Linked DNA regions of Homo sapiens: all the other regions are linked to region 1. A link is an interaction called in ENCODE POLR2A ChIA-PET data of the cell type or tissue named here. Cell type or tissue: CD4-positive, alpha-beta T cell. All regions are shown on one strand.

Evidence for each region. Peaks named below come from ENCODE experiments on the same cell type or tissue, not always from the same donor. Only the 100,000 strongest peaks of a DNase experiment are listed, where the experiment ranks them.
Region 2: POLR2A ChIA-PET joins it to region 1 with 19 read pairs; 8 of 35 experiments call an interaction of 5 or more read pairs at or near these places.
Region 3: POLR2A ChIA-PET joins it to region 1 with 30 read pairs; 11 of 35 experiments call an interaction of 5 or more read pairs at or near these places.

The regions. Positions count from the first base shown.
Region 1 is chr4:153,571,121-153,579,120 of GRCh38, reverse strand. The region is part of intron 7 of TMEM131L (transmembrane 131 like); the gene reads right to left. Among named protein-coding and RNA genes, the nearest start is that of TMEM131L, 110 kb to the right of the region's middle. In CD4-positive, alpha-beta T cell, CTCF peaks have their summits at 2,546, 2,755 (motif pointing right), 4,354 and 4,553 (motif pointing right); DNase peaks (open chromatin) are centred at 2,770, 4,590 and 5,050; H3K27ac peaks cover 1,336 bases.
Region 2 is chr4:153,518,201-153,526,200 of GRCh38, reverse strand. All of the region lies in intron 3 of TMEM131L (transmembrane 131 like), which reads right to left. Among named protein-coding and RNA genes, the nearest start is that of TMEM131L, 56 kb to the right of the region's middle. RefSeq lists enhancers at 2,359-3,199, 3,373-3,422, 4,706-5,207. In CD4-positive, alpha-beta T cell, no CTCF peak of the experiment used is centred here; DNase peaks (open chromatin) are centred at 3,260, 3,740, 3,980, 4,520 and 1 weaker place; H3K4me3 peaks cover 2,827 bases; H3K27ac peaks cover 6,645 bases.
Region 3 is chr4:153,429,949-153,437,948 of GRCh38, reverse strand. No RefSeq gene overlaps it. Among named protein-coding and RNA genes, the nearest start is that of TMEM131L, 32 kb to the left of the region's middle. RefSeq lists an enhancer at 4,601-4,790. In CD4-positive, alpha-beta T cell, a CTCF peak has its summit at 4,716; DNase peaks (open chromatin) are centred at 4,238 and 4,678; H3K4me3 peaks cover 1,131 bases; H3K27ac peaks cover 832 bases.

The DNA of each region.
Region 1 (8,000 bases):
CCAAAGTGCTAGGATTACAGGTGTGCACCAATACACCAGCCTGAAGAACTAGATTTTTAAATTTGTCTATGAACAAATCCCAACATCAAACAGAAAAAGCCCACTTTCTGAAACTGATTTTTAATTTTTAAAATTTATCTTTAAAATTAAAAGAGACTTGTTAGGCTGGGTGCAGTGGCTCATGCCTGTAATCCCAGCACTTTGGGAGGCCGAGGTGGGTGGATCATCTGAGGTCAGCAGTTGGAGACTAGCCTGGCCAAAATGGTGAAACCCCGTCTCTACTAAAAATACAAAAAAAAATGGCCAGGCATTGTGGCTCACGCCTGTAATCTCAGCACTTTGGGAGGCCGAGGCGGGTGGATCACGGGGTCAGGAGATCAAGACCATCCTGGATAACATGGTGAAACCCCGTCTCTACTAAAAATACAAAAAATTAGCTGGGTGTGGTGGCGGGTGCCTGTAGTCCCAGCTACTCGGGAGGCTGAGGCAGGAGAATGGCGTGAACCTGAGAGGCAGAGCTTGCAGTGTGCCGAGATCGCGCCACTGCACTCCAGCCTGGGCGACAGAACGAGACTCCGTCAAAAAAAAAAAAAAAAAACTAGCTGGGCATAGTGGCGCACACCTGTAGTCCCAGCTACTTGGGAGGCTGAGGCAGGAGAATCACTTGAACCCAGGAGGTGGAGGTTTCAGTGAGCTGAGATCATGCCATTGCACTCCAGCCTGGGTGACAAGAGTGAAACTCCGTCTCAAAAAAAAATAAAATACTTGTTATACTGCCCAGGCTGAAGCACAGTGGCAATTCACAGGCACAATCATAGCGCAATGCAGCCTCAAACTCCTGGCCTCAAGCGATCCTCCCACCTCAGCCTCCTGAGTAGCTGGGACTACAAGCGTGCACTACCATGCCCAGCTCTGAAACTGCTTTAACTAAGGTTACAAATGATCCTCACACGGCCAAATCCAACAGAAACTTCTCCTTTTGTTCACCACTCTCCCTGCTGCCACCAGCCCCCTGTCCTGTTACAGCCTGAACCACTTGTCCCTCTCGGTTTTTCTTTCTCTCTGGTTCCTCTGCCAGCTGTTGCTCCTTTAACCATCAGACACTGAGTTATGCTGGATGCTGCCTATGCCCTCTTCACTCTCTCCCAGGGGAGCTTGTTGGCATGCTGAACCCTCCCACATCGATTCCCCTAGCTTAGTCCTCTCCATACCTATATGTCCAACCAGTGACTGGGCATCCACCTGAATCTTCACACACCCCAACCTGGCCACCTTTGCTGTGTGCCTCATCTTAGCACCATTATTCATCAACCCTATCATTATTTATCCAGTTGTTTAAGCCAGAAACCTGAAAACCCCTTTCACTTCAGCTTCTCATACTCTCCTCAAACAAATCCATAACCAAGTCATACTGATTGTACCTCCTTCATGAGCCCTTAAACCCACTCACTTCTCCTCTTTCTTAATAAATACCCCAGATATCAGGGGTTAGCAAACTATGCCCACAGGTTAAATCCAGTTTGCTGCTTATTTTTGTCAGCAAAGTTTTATTGGAACACAGCCATGCCCGTTCCTTTATGGACTGTCTACTATTGCCTTCGTGCTATGATAGCAGAGTTGAGTACTTGCAACAGAGACTGTACAGCCTACAAAGTCAAAATAAATACTCTAACACCACAAAACTACACAAAAAAATGATGGTGCAGTAACTTCCTCTTAGTCTCCCTGCATCCACCTCTGCCCTTTCCACTCCATTCTCCACACTGCACCAAGAGTGAATTTACCCATATACAAATCTGGTCATGCCACTATTTGCTTAAAACTCTTCAAAGACTTCTCACTTGGCAAAAGTCCCAAATCCTCTGCTGTCGCTATAAAACTCCGGCACCTGCCTAGTCTCGACCTCCCTGCGCATGCTCCAACCTCACTGGTCTCGTTTCTGCTCTGCTTGCCTCAACACCTTTGAATTTTCTGTCCCTTTGCCTTGCACCCACTCCTCCAACCCACCCACCTCTCCACCTAGCTAAATCTGATTTATGCTTCATGTCCTGGCTTAAATACCCTCTCAGACACCACAGCAACTTCTACCTGACCTTTTGTAACACTTCTCACAACAACATGGTCAAGGTCTACCTACGCCAGGAGATTCTAAGCATCTCGTGCTTCGAATGCACAATGCCTATCACTTCATCAGCACTCAATAAACAGCTGATGAGTGGATAGAGGTGGGCATACAGCCACAGATGCTAGGGAATCAGCTTGAAAAGGGCAAGAGAAGCTTGAAAAGGGCAAGAAACAGAAAATAGTAAACGGTGCCTACAAAATAAAAGAATAAAAACCTAACAGTGTGTATTTCTGATCTGAAACTTTCAAAAAATGTTTAAAGAAAAAAATCATATTAACACACTTTTAAAGTACACATTTATAAGTTTTTTTTTTTTTTTTAAGAAATCTACAACAATTTAACTATGTTAAGGTCTTAACCTGACAAGGCAATTCTCTACCCTACAATATTTCTTCAAATGAAAAGATGTTAAAAGTTCACACTCATATTAACAGTTTTTGACACAATTAACAACCCTATTTCGCAGAGTAATTTGCTATGATTTAAAGCCTAATATTTTGTCATTCTTAGTAAATCTCTGGACGGATATATTTATAACTTGCCATTTTAATTAAGATTCTTCTATTAGCGAGAGGCATTTTAAAAATCACTATTTTGTTTCTTTTGTTGTAGGACATATTTCAGAATCCCACAAGGGGGAGTTCTAGCACCTCCAAACTGCCCTTCAGAAGTATGCTAATTTTTCTAAAAGAAAAAGTTTCAAGTCCATATCTTTCTCAAAAGAACAAAACAATTGGGCCGGGCGCGGTGGCCAACGCCTGTAATCCCAGCACTCTGGGAGGCCGAGGCAGGCAGATCACGAGGTCAGGAGATCAAGACCATCCTGGCTAACATGGTGAAACCCTGTCTCTACTAAAAAATACAAAAAATCAGCCGGGCATGGTGGCGGGCGCCTGTAGTCCCAGCTACTCGGGAGGCTGAGGCAGGAGAATGGCGTGAACCTGGGAGGCAGAGCTTGCAGTGAGCCGAGATCGGGCCACTGCACTCCAACCTGGGCAACAGCGTGAGACTTCATCTCAAAAAAAAAAAAAGAACAAAACAATAGCAATATTAACTTGATAAAAAAGAAACTCTAACCAAAATGTTAGCCAGGGGGCAACCACATACTAGGGTTACAAGTTCCCCAACTGTCCCCAACTGAGCACACTGTGTGACAACAGGACACGCCCTCATCCAGAGTGAGCCTGGGCTGATTAGACAGGAAAAACAAATAAAAACGTAATTCTCTAGTTTTGAAACCTCCCATACTCCTTTAACAAATCAGATCAGATATTTTATAGAAAAAAGAAAAAGTAACTCTATAAACAACTTTTTCTTAAGTAGTCTTCATTGAAAGTATTAATATAGTTTATATATTTCATATTATTTCATATAAAGTATTATCCCCTTTTAGAAGATGGGGGAAATTGTGGCTTGGAGGGGTTAAGAGACTTATCAAAGATCTTGGGGCTAGGTAGTAGAAAAACAGAAAAAAAAATCAGGTTTTTCAACTGCAGTCAGTACTTTTTTAACAAATTAAAATAGATCAAATCTGTTTCTCCTAGGTACCTAAAGGCCTAAAAATCCATCAACACAGGGATATATATTAGAAAACCATACCAAGATAAAATGCAAAGGTCAAGAAAATAGAAATGTTAAAACTCCTTTTGTATGTCATGTATTTCCACAGTTTTGTGGTGAAGAAGTATGAATTTAGGGAACTGGATACTAGAGAGAAAGGAATCATCTCCCTTCACTTGCTAAGGAATTGCTGGTGCCCTGGGCCACAAGAAGGGTGTGATTTGGGGGGACTGTGTGCAATTAAACAGGAAAGGAAATAACAGACTTAAAGTATTAAGTCATTCTGATGTCTTATCAACAAGAGTAAAGCACAGCCTAATAAATAAATATATTTGAGAATCTATATTAATCCAGACAGAATGAACAAGAGGCTTGATGTTCCTGGTAATAACCACATGAAACCTTTTTATTTAAGGACTACAACTTATGAAATATGAAAGAATTACTTAGACAAATCCCAATCTTAGATTCTGTATTTCTCAGACATCTTTCTCCCCTTTCACAATTTTGAATGCTAAATATTAGAAGTCATTATAAAAGTAAATCTCGGCCGGGCGCAGTGGCTCACACCTGTAATCTCGGCACTTTGGGAGGCCAAGGAGGGCGGATCACTCGAGGTCAAGAATTTGAGACCAGCCTGTCCAACATGGTGAAACCCTGTCTCTAGTAAAAATACAAAAATTTGCTGGGCATGGTGGCACACGCCTGTAATCTCAGCTTCTCGGGAGGCTGAAGCTGGGGAATTGCTTGAACCCGGGAGGCGGAGCTGCAACTGCACCATTGCACTCCAGCCTGGGTAACAGAGTCCATCTCAAAAAGACAAGAAAAAGTAAATCTCTTATGCCAACATATGCATCTGGAACACTGATTCTGTATAAGCCATCTGACTGCTCCAGCAGGTGGCCCCCACACACAGTATTATGCACATGGCAAATGATCTTGTATAAAATGAGAGCTATCTTGGGTGCCTTCCACATAACACTCAGATTCTATAACCACACTCCTAATTTAGTGTTTCCTGCATAACAGCAGGCTCAGCTGAGTTATTAATAAGTACTGTACAGCTATTTTTCCCTGATATTAAATAGCAATTGTGTTTCAACCCCCACCACCACCACCACTACCCTTTTATTCCTCAGATATTAACCACTAAAACAAAATCTAACTATACTGCCAGACCCACTCATGCAAACATTTGCAAAAACCTAGGAAGTGGCTGAAATTAGTTTGCTTTGAGGAAAAAAGAGGCTACTGCATATGGATAGCATTTTTCCTTATCCACATCATTTTAGAAAAGGCAGTGTGGCCAAGTGCTTAGCCAACACAGATTTGAGATCAAACCCCAGCCATAAAAGCCTGGGGACATTCCCCACCCACTCTAAGACTCAGCTTCCTCTTCTATGAAATCAAGTTATTGAATTCACAGCAATATGATGGGTGCTAAATGAGATACATATGCAAACCACTGGGTACACAGTAGGCCTCAAAGGGGAGATTATATTGATTTGCTCATTCACAATTAATGCATTTATTTAATAAAATTCCACAACAAATAATTTAGATGCTTGGGGGAAGCATTTTTCCCACATTAAAGCTTTTAGAAGATAACTCTTTACCACACTCCTTTGGTTTCTAAGAGATTTTTTTTCCCCTAAAACACTTCAAGTTCTTTTTATTTCATGATTGGAACAGAACTCAAGAAAAAAAGAAGTGTCATTTACTGGACACTACCTCCCACTCCCTGAAATGTGCCAGAAACCCTGAAAGACAGACAAAAAACAATTGGGAGACTAAGATAACCCCTGTACTATCTAAACTTTTGGTTTGGCCAAGTGGAAGTCATCTGTGTTGGGCAACACCTTGGTTTTTACACCTGGATAACTAGCTTTTAACTATTACAACCTGGGCTGGCAGCTTCAGCAGAGCCATGTGGGATTTTCACCTTGATAGGTCAGGCAGCGTATGTTGGCTCTGTCCAAAGGCAAGTAACTATTTTTATACAATTGGATGATGCTGGGCCTCAAACAAATGACAAGTAGGCCCTGCATGTCTGGCACAGGCCCTGAAACAAGATCCAGGCTCGGCAAAAGTTTAAGCTTTGTGATGCAGGCTGCCGTCGCTTGACCTTGAGTAGCATGGGCACAGCTTATACTTAAGCAGGCATCGCTGTGGCGAGAATTAGGCTATAAAAGAAAGGACGCTGTGGTGGTTCCTCAAAAAACTTGAACAGAATTACCAATTCCATTTCTAGGCATACACTCAAAAGTGACAGCAGGGACTCAGATACTTATACACCCATCTTCATGGCAAGACTACTCATAAATGCCACAAGGTGGATAAACAAAACATGATATATATGTGCAACAGAAAATTATTCAGCCTTAAAAAGGAATAAAATTCTGATACATGCTATATAACATGGGAGAACCTTGAAGACATTATGCAAAATGAAATAAACCAAACACAAAGGGACAAATACTGTATAATCCCACTTCTATGAGGGACCTAGAATAGTCCAATTCATAGAGACAGAAAGTAGAATAGTGGTTGCCAGGGAGAATAATGGTGGCTGAGGGAAGGTGTTTAATGGGTATGGAGTTTCCCCTTGGGGTGATGAAAGGGTCCTGGAGATGGATGGAGGTGATGACTGTACAACACTGTGAATGTACTTACTGCCAGTGAACTGTACGCATACAAATGGTGAAAATGGTAAATTTTGTGTTAAGTATATTTTACCCCATATATATAGGGAAAGGGGAAGGCAAGAGCTAGACACAGCTGAAATGGTTTAAAATAACCAAACTGGGCCGGGTGCGGTGGCTCATGCCTGAAATACCAGCACTTTGGGAGGCTGAGGCAGGTGGATTACCTGAGTTCAGGAGTTCAAGACCAGCCTGACCAACATGGTGAAACCCCATCTCTACTAAAATTACAAAAATTAGCTGGGCGTGGTCATGGGCACCTGTAATCCCAGCTACTTGGGAGGCTGAGGCAAGGGAATCACTTGAACCCGGGAGGCAGAGGTTGCAGTGAGCCGAGATCACGCCACTGCACACCAGCCTGGGCAACAAGAGCGAAACTCTGTCTCAAAAAACAAAACAAAACAAAAAAGAAATAACCAAACCTTGCTGGGTAACCAACACAAAGTTACAGCTAGACAGACAGAATGAGTTCTGGTGTTCTACAGCACTACAGGGTGACTGCAGTTGACTACAATAAAGCCAGAAGGGAGGATTTTGAATGTTCACAACATAATGAAATGATAAATGTCTGAGGTGATAATACGCTAATTACCCTGAGTGGATCGTTACACATTGTATACAGTATCAAAACAGCACTCTCTATCCCATACCTAAGTACAATTATTACATGCCAACTAAAAAGGAAAAAAAAAAGAAAACAACATCTAGAAAGTCAGGTTAAACAGATATAAAAAGAGAAGTGGAGATACTTTGAGATCTCATTGTGCAGGTATTCAAAATGAAATATATCTGTGCTAAATGGAGCTTTTAAAAGACTCTAATAAAGGAAGACAGGCAAGATCTCAGCAGACTGGAATTGTTCCTCAAAAAATAGGCCAGTCATGGTGGCTCACACCTGTCATCCTAGCACTTTGGTAGACCGAGGCAGGTGGATCACTTGAGCTCAGGAGTTTGAAACCAGCCTGGGCAACATGGTGAAACCCTGTCTCCACAAAAAAATATAAAACTTAGCTGGGCATGGTGGTACATGCCTGTAGTCCCAGCTACTCAGGAGGCTGAGGAGGGAGGATCACCTGAGCTCGGGAGGCCAAGGTTGTAATAACTGTAACTGCACCACTGCATTCTAGCTTGGGCAACAGAGCAAGACCCTGTCTTAAAACAAAAGTAAAAATAAAAATAATTAAGAAACCATGATTGAGTTCTAGGAACTGTGAAGAAATACACTTAAATCCCCCATAGTAAACAATTAAGGAGCTCTACCATCAAAGACTGAGGCGGCTACACCAAGCCTTACACAAACCTGGACAGGTGAAAGGAAACCAGGAAGGTGAGTGTGGAATGCTCAGTGCATTTTTCAATGGAGATACAATTACTGCTTGTGCCCTGAGGGAATATGCTTGAGAAGTTTATGGCATTTAGGACTCAATCAAAAGAAGGCACAGCAAAGAGGAAACCATTAAAGGAGAACCAGGCAGGACAAGATAAACCGAGCCTGGGCCTGACTGGGATACTGGGCTGACAGGAGAGTATCTCTTATGTAAGATTATGCAACGCAACAAACAGAAAAAAGATTTGTTTGAACTATAGATGTTTTTAGTAGACCCAGAACTTGA
Region 2 (8,000 bases), 53 kb after region 1:
CAGCATCGCATCGCCTGGGAGTCTGTTAGAAAAGTGGAGTAGCAGGCTGGGTGTGGTGGCTCACGCCTGTAATCCCAGTACTTTGGGAGACCGAGGTGGGCGGATCATGAGATCAAGAGATCAAGACCATCCTGGCCAACATGGTGAAACCCCATCTCTACTAAAAATACAAAAAAATCAGCTGGGTGCAGTAGTGCGTGCCTGTAGTCCCAACTACTTGGGAGGCTGAGGCAGGAGAATCACTTGAACCCGGGAGGCAGAGGCTGCAGTGAGCCGAGATCGTGCCAACTCACTCTAGCCTGGCGACAGAGCGAGACTCCATCTCAAAAAAAAAATAAAAATAAAAAATAAAGGAATGTGGAATCGCAGGCCCCACCACAGACCTACTTAATCAGCATCTCCAAGCTAACAAGATCCCTCGATGATTCCTGTGCGCCTTAATATTTGAAAAACACTGATACAGAGAAGATTTAAGTGGGAAACCCACTAACAAATGAGAAGAATCAGTTAGACTTAGGCAGCAAGAGTAATAAAAAGAAATTAAGAAACTGAAAGAAAAAGGGCTGGGCACGGTGGCTCACGCCTGTAATCCCAGCACTTTGGGAGGCCCAGGCAGGCTGATCACTTGAGGTCAGGAGCTCGAGACCAGCCTGGTCAATGTGGTGAAACCCTGTCTCTATTAAAAATACAAAAATTAGCCAGGTGTGGTGGCGTGCACCTGTAACCCCAGCTACCTGGGAGGCTGAGGCACGAAAATCGCCTGAACCTTGGAGGCAGAGGTTGCAGTGAGCCGAGATAGCGCCACTGCACTCCAGCCTGGGTGACAGAGTGAGATCCAGTCTCAAAAAAAAAGAAACTGAAAGGAAAAGGATTTACTTATGAGGCTGTTAAACCTGTGATGAAAGAACAGGCACTGGCTCTAGAGGTACTATCACAATCACTATTTCAAGTTTTTAAAAACGGAAAAATCCTTTTAAAAAATCCTAAAACTTTCCAATATATGCCTGATTTGTGTGCACCACTCAAACACATTGGAAAGAAGGAGAATAATCATTATGTATCAAGTCGCATCAACCCATAAACCAGAGAGAAATGCCTGTCAAATACCTGGACAGTGTGCTATTACACTCAGCATCATTACGTATGCTTCACTAGCCAAACAGCAGTGTGGTCCTAAAACACGAGCCATCCAATGAAACTACTTACAGAGATAGCCCCTGCTTTACCTCCATGGAACATTCCTAGAACCCACAACATGAAGCCAATATCATACCTTCCCATGGGAACTACACTGTAATTGAAGGGTTACATCCTGGCCAAAGGCACCAAATAAATCACAGCAATGGCGACACTGCACAAAATCTATGACACAGCTACAAATCCTCTAAATAACATAAAGTGATAAAATCAGGCTTCAACCCATAACATGGGAGTTTTATGTTGGAAGTAACCTTAATAGACCACAGGGTCTAAATTTCTCCTCCTCCAGGCCACGAAATGGAAACCCAGAGGGGTGCTTGCCCAAAGTCAAGGATCTGGTTAAACAGCTGAGCTAAGAAACAAACCTAGGCCTCCTACCAAGCAATCCCATGCACTATTAGACAAGCTTATCTTCTTTACAAAGTCCCTTAAAATAAAAAGCATGCATCATTATTGTATAAACTGTCTTCAAAATAAGACACACATAAAGCTCATAAAAATATAACTCTCCCTTTGACATATTTACCTGCAAACAATGTCAGTCATTAAAACATATATCTGTGTCCTTGATATTAGCAACTATTTTTCTTTTTGGCCTTTTTAAAATTTACAAAGTGTTGTGGGAGAAGACCTGGACTGCCAGCAGGGAGTAGCCCTCGCTTATGGCCTCAACCGACACACACAACTTAGCTGCTGCCCCTCCTTCTGCTGAGAGACCTAGGGCAGGTCCATCAGAGTCCTTGGGCTACATGCCCTGGAAGGGAACTCCTGAGAATGCAAAGCTCTGAGAATGGCAATCCAGAGCAGCCAGGGGCCAAATTCCCCACTAGACTTTGCAGCTAAGACAGGAAAAAAAAAAAAAAAAAAAACAGAAGTGAAACATGGGAAAGACAGAAAACCTAAAGTGAGACGTGCTGGTAAATCAGTTCTCAGCCAGGAGATTGGGTGATGACGACTTTTATTCTCTTTGTTCTTTTCTGAGTTACTTAATCTTCCTACAATAAACATGAATTTTCTAATGAGAAAACTATGTCATGAAGTAAGGGCAGGGCTGATAATCAAACAGAACATGCTCCCTTTATGGAAGGCTGAGGCCTCCTCTGATTAGGTAAAACCTTGGGTATCACCCTGAGTATGGGGTACAAAACAAAATACAACTTGCTATGTAATCTATCAGCCTGACTGCAGGAGTAAAGGTGAGATCTTTTCTGGGTGTGGCCTTGATTTGGAAATATTTTAATTTTCTTTTAACACTAACCGCAGACTTTTCTCCATAATCCCATCAATAATAATATGATAACGATCCATGAAAATTCAACTATAAAACTTGAGGCCAATTAGAAGCACACAACCTCCTGAGTGCTTCCCATTAGCACCCTCTTCAAAACAACTAGCCGACCAGCTCTGCAAATGTCAGCCTTTGCATTTTCTAAAGCCTCAATTCTTCTTCCTCAAAGACTTCCCCTTCTTTTTACCAAGTCTTACCTTCAGACTTATGCCACAGATTTAGTTTCCTCCTAAACAATGTAGTGCTATTTCCCTTCTGAATTTTAAGTTTTGGCTTATTATGCTTCTCTCTGGCCTCCATTCATTCCTAAAATGAATAGCTAGTCCCCTCTGCTAGCTTAAGGCAAACTGCCTAATCTCACGTCTTATAGAAGGAATTCCATTCAACACACAGCAGCCTAGAGGGATACTAGGAAATTCATACGTTTCACAAATACTTCCACTTAAAAGGCAACATACTTCTGGCAGTTTTAAATAACATGGCTTGCCAATGCCTGACATAACATTTGGGAATTATAGTCACAAGAAACTATATTTCAGATTTTATTCTAACATAAAATTCTAAGGGCACAAAAGTTAAAAATACAGGTAATCCTATGGCCTTAAACTATTTTTTTTAAGAACTAAGAAACACAGTACGTTGATGATTAGGTGAGCAAACCAAGCCACAAAAACCTACTCATCCTTAAGTCCTATAAAGTCTAACTACCATGTATCAGAGTGGACTAAGGGAAAACCCAAGCTCTGTAGCCCAGGCAAAGGCAATGGGGATTTCCTCTGCCTGGTCTAGATCACCCAGTGTAACTCAAGGCAGGGCTTCAAGCAACCCATTGCTCAAAGTAGTCTGTGGGCAGTGATAGTGGGAGGATGGGGAGGCCCTCCAGGAAGGGGACTTCACAAAGGATGGGGATGGGGAGGTGAGGTGAGAAATGAAATGGGCTGTGGCACACGATGAGATATGGGAATGACCACCTTCTGGGCAGGCTCTCATTCTTTCATTCCAAGAAGCATTTATTAAAGACTGGCTAGGGCGAGGGAACCCAGCTAGGTGCTGGGGATAAAAAATAAGAAATAACTGAAGGACCTTGCTCTTAAGGAACTCCATCTTACTGGGTGGAGCCAAACGAGAAGAGAGAGCTCGGTAGGGCACCAAAGCGTTCTGGCAGAAATAGCATGAGGCAGGGGGAAGGGTCACGCTTCCTGGAAGAGCCACACAGACCGAGTCCCAGGGAGCCCAGAGGGCGGTCCCTCTGCCCGCAGCACTGCCTTCACGTTTACTTCCATCCCGGTCTCCTCCTTCCCCTAGTGCTTGGCATGCAACATCCCTGCTTCTCACCCACCTTTTATTTAAGTCTCCTATTATCTGCACACAATGGAAGTTAGGACACCTATTTCCTACCAACTTATGAACTTAGAAAGTTGACATTAAAAGGGCACAAAACAGGAACTCAAAACCCACAAGCTCAAGCTTCAAAGGTGAGAACGTCCCATTTCACAAATGGCGGTTGAGGGTTCCCACTTCACCACTCCACGTTTCTCCTCCGGCTCCTTCACCACAGCCTCACAGACCCACACTTGATTTCTCACTCTCTTGAAAATTTACATTCAACAGTTCCTCTCACACCCAAGAAAACCAGAGGTCCCAGGGCAGCACGTGTAAGATTTCACTCTAAACGATTCTGCTTTAAGTTGCAGGCTCAGTAGAAGCACATACACCAAAATAACAAAAGTTATGTTGGGTAGGGGAATAATGTAATCTTTTTATTCTTCTGTATACTGTTGAAAAACTGTAAAATAAACATGCACTTCTTGTGTAATAACAACATGATGTTAACAAAAAAAAAAAAAAAACACAGAAAACACATGCAACAACATGGATAAATCTTGAAGACATTACGCTAAATGAAAGAAGCCAATCCTAAAAAGACAAGTAACGTATGATTCTCCCTCCTATGAAGCACGCAGAGTAGTCAAATCCACAGAGACGGAAGTAAAAGGGTGGGTGCTACGGGCTTGAGCGGGAGGGAGGAATGAGGAGTTATTGTTCAATGGGCACAGTTTCAGTTCTACAAGATGAAAAGATTTCTGGAGACGGATGGTGGCGATAGTTGCTCTGTAACATGGGTATACTTAACGCCACTCAACTGTACACTTAAAAATGGTCAAAATGGTAAATTTAATGTTACGTCTATTGTACCCCAATTTAAAAAATAACTAAGTAAAAAGAACAGTTTTCAGGAATGTATTTGGTGCAAAATAAGGTCTATCTGTATTTAACAGCACGTGTCCTTTCCTATAGCAATGTACAATGGTTCTAGTGATTATAATGTAGACTCACTTCCTAGCTAGAACATCAAGAGGAGACACGCATTTGAAACGGTCCTGCCTGGAAGGCCACGGCCCAGACTTTTCCCTGGAGCAATAACCACCCCGCCCCTTCTCAATGATATCAGCACCATTATCCCTGACAGCCGCCACAGCCACCACCCTGATGGTGCTGAATCCCTAATGGTTATTCACATTACCTCCATCCTCACAAGCCTAGAAGAGTCAGTATCATCCCCATTCTACACATGCAGAAACAAGGCCCCAGATCACAGAGCCGGAAAGTGGCTCAAGTTAATGTGTGGGCAGTGCTACTCCCCAGTGGATACTCCCTACAACCACTTCCCCTCCCCAAAATCACACACACAAAGAACTGGCTTCCCAGGGAGGACTGCAAGTCACTTCACCTACTCATTCCTTTAATGCAGACACACTGAACAGCTGCTCTATAAATTCCAGGAAGTAAAGGATCCAAAGACGTTGATTGAAAAAGCAGAAGCTACAATTACCCCTGGGAAAGGGTCCCCAGTCCTTCCCATTAACTAATTCTAAACACGACGTACTTTAAGTCGTGCTCCAATTCTTCACAGTTAATTATTAATCACTTCCAATCATGAATCTCTAGCACACCCATTTATGTCACAGAAATAACTGCTCCTCACTAAACCCGCTCAGTTATTAAGGAAAGAAGAAGAGACAGGGCACAGAGATAGCCCTTGCTAATCTCTCATCAGCGCTTTTCAAACTTTGCCCCCAAATTACTGACAGAGGAGAACGATCTGCACTGGAGACCTAGGGCCTTCCCAGTTTCCTGCCCAAAGTGTGAAAAATATTGAGGACTAGTCATCTATTTTTAAGATGTATGCAAACTGAGCACTCTCTTCCAGCTTTTGAGTTTTTATTTATGTATTTATCTATCAGAGACAGGATCTCACTCTGTTGCCCAGGCTGGAGAGCAATGGTGTGATCATGTCTCACTGCAGCCTTGACCTCCAGTGATCAGCTATCCTCCTGCCTCAGCCTCCAAGTAGCTGGAACCACGGACGAGTGCCACTACACCCAGCTAATTTTTTTAATCTTTTTTTTTCTTTTTTAACGCAGAGGTGGGGTCTCCCTATGTTGCCTAGGCTGGTCTCAAACTCCTGGGCTCAAGCAATCCTCTCACCTCAGCCTCCCAAAGTGCTGCGATAACAACAGGCGTGAGCCACCGTGCCTGGCAGAGTTTATTTTAATATAAAAATCTTCCTTCCAAATCTTAAGTAAAACTGGCACCAAGAAAGATGGACCGTGTTTGTTCAAAGCCTTAAGAGATCCCCTGACCCCCAAAGTCAGTGCAGATATGGAAGCAAGTCTACACAGACCTTCCCCAGGCAAATTTCTGGTTCTTCCACTGAGCAACTGGCTATTGTGTATATCATTCACTTGGCATTTAGGATGTACTGGGCTTTACCCTGGCAGTTTTGTTTTCATGTGTATTAATGTGTGAACTCCCTGTGGTCAAGGACTAGTAAACTTCCCTATTCATCCACAGTATCTAATCCCGTTTCTTGCACATAACTGACACTTGATATAGCAGGTTCTTCAGAGTCCTCCTGTGTAAAAGCCACAAGCCATCTTCCTAGAAATGCAGAGTGAATTTCTGTCTTACAGCCTAGCTTGACCCTCAAGCCTGTGGGGCTCATTTTTCCTTCATTTCTGTCTCTGAAATTGGTCCAATTATCTATGTACTAAATGCATGTCTCTGCTTTACAATTAGATTTGCCTGTTGTTTCCTTCCTATGTAAACCCAATTATTAAAGTTTAAGATTGCTTGGTCATTCTCCACATTCTATATGTGATGGCAAATAGAGTCAGACAGGTAAGAATGTGCAAACTACTGTAGCAGCTCAAAGCATCTCCATCCCTTTATCCCAGCTCTTCCCCTAACACACTTATGGTGTTAATGTCACCTAAAGTTTGAGTAACACTTCTTCACAAAATCTGTAGCAAGAAAGTGAAAGATTCGTCCATCTGGATTTGGGTATAAAGTCTTCAACTTCAAAAACAACTACTATGCCACTAAATAATTTTCAGCAGTTTCCATGAAAAGCTTGGCCCCAAGCTGCAACACAGAAAGATAATATTTACACATGACATCAGAACAACTGCTGAAATTCCAGAGAACTTTCCCTACCAAATCTCTAAGTAAAGAACAGAAAGTACCCCACACAGCCTACACCCCCTAGCTCACCAGCAGGTCTACAATGCTCATAAGACTTCTCATGTCCCCTAAGGCTGTTTGGTCTTATCACCAATTTGACAAATCCTTTACATGTGGAATTTTCCCCCCAGGAAGGTGGGGAGAAAAAGTATTACACATAAAGACTACAAACTGATCACAGCAAATGTAAGAATGGTGGTCAAAAGTTTAAGATACAGCAAGGAAACCCCAGGTTAAGGTCTCTTGATGTCTTCACCACCCCACCGACTAGAATTCTTATCAATGCCTGCACTGACATGGAGTAAACAGAAAAGGGCAGGCACCGTTAGGATAGAACCAGGAAATCAGCACGTGTCCCCCGGAGTCACAAGTGCAATGAAAGGGCTGAAAGTCAGTTTCGATATCACCGAAGGAGAAAACAGAGCCTGAGCACCAAGTCGGGCTATTGATTTTTACAGTAAACTCGTACCAACATATACGAGAGCCTATCATTATTTCTGAAACTGTCACACATGATTTCAGTCAATAGGAAATTTCTCAGTAATTGGCCTGATGTTCCCATCGCTTCTATGATGCTTAAGAGTATCACTATTCTATATCCCTTCCCTGTAGCACCAAACACATCACACTTGTTACGTACATTTTTCTCTCCAGTGATTTTGTGCTGAGACCAAAAAATTGAATGTATTCACTATGTTTTCAAGCTTTTCTATTCCATTAACAGTTTCTCAAGTATGATGTCTGCATCTTATTTTCATAGGCCTCAATACTAGGTTCAGCCTCTTCTGATTCTTTTTTCTCTCTGGACCTGCTCTCGTGTGTTCCCTTCTACCCCTGGTGGACACAGCTTTCTATTATAGCAAAAACACTGTCTTTCGAAATGCGCAGCAGCATCCCACAAGAAGTGCTCGGGAAATGAGGAGGAGTTTTTAATGTGCAAGTGTTCAGTCCTACAATCACAGTGCACAGCATGCTTGGTTCCAAGGAC
Region 3 (8,000 bases), 140 kb after region 1:
AATTTTTTTTTTTTTTTTTTTTTTTTTGTATTTTTAGTAGAGACGAGGTTTCACTGTGGTCTCGATCTTCTGACCTTGTGATCCGCCCGCCTCGGCCTCCCAAAGTGCTGGGATTACAGGCGTGAGCCACCGCGCCCGGCCGCAGATCCTCTTTCCTTCACTCCCAAACTTAGATCTTCCAGCTTTATTCATGAAGCAATCAGTGCGCAACTAACTTTTAAACTGCAGGGAGCTATACAGTTTCCTTTCCTTCAGCTATCTTGAAGAGGCAGAACACTTGCCCTCCTGGAATACAGAGGTCTTCACTGTTTCAATCTGCTGGAAAATAACTTTACATTAAAACAACTCACGATGAGTTGTGAGAAATGTGAAAGGATTGCCTCAAAAAAAAAAATCTAAAATCTTTTAAAAATTAAAAAGGAACTGGGTGTGGTAGCACACACCTATAATCTCAGTACTTTGGGAGGCCAAGGCAGGAAGGTTGTTTGAAGCCAGGAGTTCGAGACCAGCCTGGGCAGCAAAATGAGACCCTGTCACTACAAAAATAAAAAATAAATTAGCCAGGCATAGTGGCCCACACCTGTAGTCCCAGCTACTCAGGAAGCTGAGGTCGGAGGGATCCCTTGAGCCCAGGAGTTCAAGGATGCAGTGAGCTATGATCAAGCCACTGCATTCCAGCCTGGGCAACAGCAGAGCAAGATGCCATCTCAAAAAAAAAAAAAAAAAAAAAAATTAAAAGGCTTAAAAACTATAGTGTCTACTATTTCCCTTTTGTAATTTCTGAGTTATATCCATGGGAGACAGATCTGTGTATTGGCTGTAAGTATATGCTGATATTTTCTTAGGTTCCTGCTCTGGGCATTACTAGATGGGCCACTGTGTTATTGATAAATCTTGGTGATGCCTGGTTGCTGTGTTTAACAGAAATTTCATAGCTCAATGAGTTTTGGAAACTATTTTCAGGGCCAGCTGATCATTTAAAAACCAAGGTGAGACTGATCATGCAGCCTCCCCAGCTGCCATTACAGCAGGTGCCCTGCAGCAAAAGGACATTTTGTGGCCGAGCGCCATGGCCCAAGCCTGTATTCCCAGCACTTTGGGAGACTGAGGCAGAAGGATCACTTGAGGTCAGCAGTTCGAGACTAGCCTGGTCAATATCGTGAAACCCCATCTCTACCAAAAATACAAAAATTAGCCAGGTGTGGTGGCGGGCACCTGTAGTCGCAGCTACTCAGGAGGCTGAGGCAGGAGAATTGCTTGAACCCAGGAGGCGAAGGTTGCAGTGAACCAAGATTGCACCACTGCACTCCAGTCTGAGTGACAGAGTGGGACTCTGTCTCGAAAGAAGGAAAGAGAGAAAGAGAGAAAGAGAAAGAAGGAAGGGAGGGAGGGAGAAAATTTTGGTTTGGGGGAATAAGGTCAAAAGACGCCATTATGGCGAGGAGAATGTTATTTTAGTAAAAGTCACAGACTTTTGAGATTAAGGATAGAGCCGAGAGGAAGAAAGTTATTAATCTGTTTCTCTTTCTCTAAAGACCAGAACCCAGTTCAACACACACAATAAAAGTGTTCAAAATTTGGGTCCAGGAGAGGAATTCCTGTCTAAAGAATTCCATTTGAGAGGACTGCTTGAGTCCAGCAGACTGAGGTTGCAGTGAGCCAAGATCGCGCCACTGCACTCCAGCCTGGGCGACAGAGTTAGACTCTGTCTCAAAAATAAATAAATAAATAAATAAAACAAAACAAAATAAAATAAAATGTTAGGCAGGGACCTGGCTACAGTGACTGCGGGGCTGATGAGAAACTACTGAAGTTTTGGGGGAAGCAAAGCAGAATTTCATAAGAACAGTGTATGGAGAGGAGAAACCCTGTGGTGGCTGAGGAGGCCCCGAGGCCATGGATGTCAAATTGATATCTTCCAATGGTGATAACTTTATTGTAATGGTAAATTCCACTTGAAAGCACAGACGCATGCCTCCTCCTAGTTTTGTTACCGTGTATTCCAAACAGAAAACCATTGTGGGGGTAAAGGTTCGGAGAGGGGAGGGAAACGGGGATCAAAGGGATAGAGGATTTAGTTGAATGCTCAGTTTCATCCACTAACTGAGGGAAGTGTCTAAATTTGGTCTCTTGCCTGTGAGATTAAGAATAACTCACCCTAAACTGGGTGCAGTGGCACACACCTGTAGTCTCAGCTACTTTGGAGGCTGACGCAGGAGGATCACTTGAGGCCAGGAGTTCCAGGCTGCCGTGCGCCGTGATTGCACCTGTGAATAGCCACTGCACTCTTGCCTGGGCGACACAGGGAGAGCCCTCTCTAAAAAACAACAGGCCGGGAGCGGTGGCTCACGCCTGTAATCCCAGCACTTTGGAAGGCCAAGGTGGGCGGATCACCTGAGGTCAGGAGTTCGAGACCATCCTGGCCAACATGGCGAAACCCTGTCTTTACTAAAAGTACAAAAATTAGCCGAGTGTGGTGGCGGGCGCTTGTAATCCCAGCTACTCAGGGGGCTGAGGCAGGAGAAGCTTGAACCCGGGAGGAGGAGGTTGCAGTGAGCCGAGATCGCACCACTGCACTCCAGCCTGGACGACAAGAGTGAGACTCCCTCTCAAAAAACAAAACAAAAGGAAACACAACAACAACAACAACAACAAAAATCCCACCCTAGAAAGTAAGAGGACTTTGAACAATGCTACCTTGAAGCCCAGCTCCAGCCTCCTTTTGCAACCTAATGAATGCTAAAAAGCCTATTCAATGCTGTGGCAGTTTTTTTGTTTTGTTTTGTTTTTTTGAGATGGAGTCTTGCTCTTGTCACACAGGCTGGAGTGCAAGTGGCGCGATCTCGGCTCACTGCAACCTCCACCTTCCTGGGTTCAAGCGATTGTCCTGCCTCAGCCTCCCAAGTAGCTGGGATTACAGGAGCCCGCCACCAAGCCCAGCTGATTTTTTTTTTTTTTTGTATTTTTAGTAGAGACGGGGTTTCGCCATGTTGGCTAGGCTGGTCTCAAACTCCTGACCTCGTGATCTGCCTGCCTCGGCCTCCCAAAGTGCTGGGATTACAGGTGTGAGCCACCGTGCCCGGCCGTGCTGTGGCAGTTTTAAAAAAATGATGTGGATATGCAATTTTTTTAGAAAATGATTTTTAATATCATGTCTCCCTTTAAAAAGTGTAGGCGCATTCAGCCTAAAAAAGGAAATTCTGACACCTGCTACATCATGGGTGAACATTATGCATTATTGAATAATCACAAGGGCCAAATTCTGTATGATTCCAATCATTCGAGGTACCTACAGTAGTCAGTTCATGTGACAGAAAGTAGAATGGTGGTTGCCACGGGCTGGGGAGAGGGGGGAATGGGGAGTTATTGTTAATGGGTACAGAGTTTCAGTTTGGGAAGAGGAAAATAGTTGTGGAGATGGATGGTGGGATGGCTGCACAATGTGAATGTACTTGATGCCATTGAACCGCACACTTAAAAATGGTTAAAATGGTAGATTTTACTCATATATATTTAACCACAAAGTAAAACATTTTTTTAAAGTGTAGGCCTTCATCTGGTGACAGTTCATTTGCTGGCTCATTTCTAGATATTTTAACTGGGTGGTAATTTATGTCTGGTTCTTATAACATAATGTAAGACCCATAATTTGGTTTAGCTCTTAGTTAATATCTTTTGAATTGCAACTGGGGACTTGACAGTGGCTTTCTTGAAACACACCTGCAGTTTGCAAGCTGCCTGCAGCAGGTAAAAATGCGCAGTTTATTTTTATGATTAGCCTTGAGCAAGAGCTGATTAAATGCTTGATAAAATAAGTTCTTGGAAGACTTGATTTACATGGTGCTTTCCTCCTGCTTTCCCACCCCCTTTCCTTCCCTCATGAATACCACATAAAAAGCGGCAGTTTGTAATTTTTTCTCCTTTTTCAAGTATTAGTATCAAAGTAGAATGGGACCTTCATGCTTCTTCTGAACACAGTCGGGCTGCATTCCACTCTGGGAACACTCCCTCCTACCGTTTCAACCTAGGCAATCCCCTATCAAGGAAAGGGCAACTTACCCAGTCTCAAAATCAGAGTCTAAGCACAAATAGGACATTTCCTTTGTACCTTTCCCCAAACATGATGGTTTCTTTTGGGGAAGGGGTGTTGGGGAGCACACTGGGAAATAAAGCCTTCTGGTCCCCAAGTTCCTCTTTCAATTTCTGTGGTTTTCACTTCCCCTCCCATAAGAAATCCCCACGTGGGAGTAATGCTTTCTCCTCTTCCTTCCCTGTCATTTCCCTTTCATTTCTCCCCGACACCTCTCCTGGGTTTGTCTACCTGCTACTGCTACTTTCTCTGCCTTCACATCTTTATTTTTCATTTGTTTATTTTTTAGAGGCAAGATCTCACTGTGTTGCCCAAGGTGGCCTCAAACTCCTGGGCTCAAGCAGTCCTCCTACCTCAACCTCCCAAGTAGCTGGGACTACAGGCACGCCATGCTTGGCTGTCTTCATGTCTTGAGTTCCATTTCAAAAAAGGCATTGGCAGGCTGTCTTTATACCAAACACAATGCTCTACTTTCAGTATTACTCTTCATATTTGCAGTTCTCATTGGTCATTCTTGGCACTTTTTCACACCACAGACCTTGGGCGAGAATTTCCGGTTTCCCTTCTGGCTGCTTTCATTTGCTCTCCACCACCAGAGTTCTCTGGCGCTCTCTGGCTACTCACAGAGGAATTTCACAGAGGAGGTTGTGCCTCCCGCTGTTTCTCTGGAGCTACGGGTCCCCATTTCACCTCAACGGTGGCTTTTCGAAAAGTAAAAATGAAATAGAGCTTTATTGCGTAAGTTACCTCTGAAGCCAAAAACCTCATTAGGGCCTTCAAAAATTCCTGTCAAAAATTCCAATCCTGTGGCTCATACCTGTAATCCCAGCTACCCAGGAGGCTGAGTCAGGAGAATTGCTTGAGGCCAGGAGTTCAAGACCAGCCCGGTCAACCTAGTGAGATTCTGTCTCTATAATTTTTTTTTTTTTAATTAGCCAGGCATGGTGCAGCTGGCCTGTAGTCCTATGTACTTGGGAGGCTGAGGTGGAAGGATCCCTTGAGCCCAGGAGTTGGAGGCTGCAGTGAGCCATGCCAGTGCCACAGCATTCCAGCCTGGGTGAAAGAGTGAGATGCTGGCTCAAAAAAATAAAAATAAATAAAAATAAAAACATAAAAAAATTCCAGCACTTTGGGAGGCCGAGGTATGCAGATCATCTAAGGTCAGGAGTTTGAGACCAGCCTGGCCAACATGTAAAACCCCTTCTCTACCAAAAAATACAAAATTAGCCAGGTGTAGTGGTATGCCCTTGTAGTACCAGCTACTCAGGAGGCCAAGGCAGGAGAATCGCCTGAACCCAGGAAGTGGAGGTTGCAGTGAGTCAACATCATACCACTGAACTCCAGCCTAGGTGATACAGTGAGACTCTGTCTCAAAAAAAAAAAAAAAAAAATTCCAAACCTATCCCCTACATGAGCTTCTAAGCCTCATCTCAGTTGACTCTGTTTAAATGACTCTGACTTGGACTGAAAACCCACCCCTCCTGTATCTTTTCATTATAGGGTGGTGGCATGGTTAACCCTCATTCATTCACACCCCGCTATTCCAAAGTGTGTAGAATTGCCTGGACATGCTACACTAAAGTTTATTTCTGCACTTTGTTTTTCTTTTTTGCTTGCTTGTTCGAGACAGGTTCTTGGTCACCACAGCCTCAACCTCTTGGGCTCAAGTGACCCTCCTTCCTCAGCACCCCCAGTAGCTGGGACTACAAGCCCATGCTACCATGCTCAGCTAATTTTTTTTTTTTTTTTTTGTAAAGACAGGGTTTTATTATGTTGCCAAGGCTGGTCTCGAACTCCTGGGCTCAAGCAATCCTCCTGCCTCAGCCTCCTAAAGTGCTGGGATTACAGGTGTGAACCACTATGCCTGGCTTGCATTTTCTGTGTTTTGTTTTGTTTTGTTTTTTTGAGACGCAGTCTTGCTCTGTCACCCAGGCTGGAGTGCAGTGGCATGATCTTGGCTCACTGCAACCTCTGCCCCCTGGGTTTAAGTGATTCTCCTGCCTCAGCCTCTCAAGTAGCTGGGACTACAGGCGCGTGCTACCACGCCCAGCTAATTTTGGCATTTTTAGTAGAGACGGGGTTTCATCATGTTGGCCAGGATGGTCTCAGTCTCTTGACCTTGTGATCTGCCTGCCTTGGCCTCCCAAAGTGCTGGGATTACAGGTGTAAACCACGGCGGCTGGACTTAATTATTTATTTATTTATTTATTTTTTCTTTTTGACATGGAGTCTCACTTTGTCACCGAGACTGGAGTACGGCAGCACGATCTCGGCTCACTGCAACCTCTGCTTTCCCGGGTTGAAGTGATTCTCGTGCATCAGCCTCCTGAGTAGCTGGGATTATGGGCGTATGCCACCATACCCAGCTGATTTTTGTATTTTTAGTAGAGACAAGGTTTCGCCATGTTGGCCAGGCTGGTTTTGAACTCCTGGCCTCAAGTGGTCCGCCCACCTTGGCCTCCCAAAGTGTTGGGATTACAGGCGTGAGCCACTACGTCCAGCCCAGGGTGATTTTAAAAATACAGATCCTAAACCACTCAATGGTTTCCCATTATGTACAAAGTCCAAAATCTGTGGCAGTTCCTACAAGCCTTGAAGGATGCGTCTAATTCTCCGGATCTCCCTACAACCTACTCCTTTTTCTGTGCACAGGGCTCTGACTTTTCTGTCCTTTCAAAGTCAGGTTTTTCCCATGGGAAATGTTCACAGATGCTGTTCCCTCTGCCTCCATAAAGCTTTAGGTCTCGGTTTAAATGTCATTTTCTTCTCTGAACTTCCTCCGATCCCATGCCACTCCAATCCTCAGTTAAACTCTGTTCTAGCACCCTGCTTTTCCCATCAGGGCACATATTACAAGTGCTATTTATAGATTTTTGTCCAATGTCTTCCAAACTAGGCCACAATCTTCATGAGAATTTGATCACCATTGTAACCTCCAACACCTACTAAGTGCCCAGTAAATACTCATTGAGTGAAAGAATGAATGAAAGTACCAATATTCATCACACTCTTACTTCCTGAAAGAATCCTCAAATTATCACCTCATAGAATATCTGATCTTTCTTGTACTCTTCTACCCTACTACAGGAAAACACTTTACCTTTTAAAGAAAATTTAATTGACAAATAATAATCATACACGTTTATGGAGAACGTGATGCTTTGTGAACACTGTACCCTTAAAGCTCAGCCCTGATGGTGGATCTCTTCCTCTGCAAGGCAAATTAAGATGCCCCTGGACAGTTGCTGTCTTTCTCCTGACCTCCCCAGTATCCTCTGAAAATCTTTATTACAGTGCTTATTGACATGCACTACCAATTCGATTTCTGTTTCTGCACCAAGACCGATTATCTTTCGGACTCAGACCTTGCCATTCCTCTTTGTGAATGGTATAAAGTAGGCATTTCAAAAGTGACTGGAGAAGCTCTGGTGTTCCAAGAATCTCTTTTGTAGAAAAAAAAAGTTTCAGCTTGTTTAATTTCCATAGTTCTCAAAAAGTTACAACTATCCCTTAGAACAAGGCAAATACTCCAGGAGAGATTTCTTCTTAAGCTTTACAGTAATATATTAAATAATGCTTACATCCAACCCTTCTTGAGAGCTGGCTTTGACAAGTGAGTGGAAAAAGAATGAATGCTCTGCTTAATTCTGCTTTTTATCTTCTCTCTCTCTTAGAGAAACTGATCTAAAAAGAGAGGGTGGGCCAAGCACAGTGGCTCACGCCTGTAATCCCAGCACTTTGGGAGGCCGAGGTGGGCAGATCACCTGAGGTCAGGAGTTCGAGACCAGCTTCAACATGGAGAAACCCTGTCTCTACTAAAAATACAAAATTAGCTGGGCATGGTGGTGCATGCCTGTAATCCCAGCTACTAGGGAGGCTGAGGCAGGAGAATTGCTTGAACTGGGGAGGT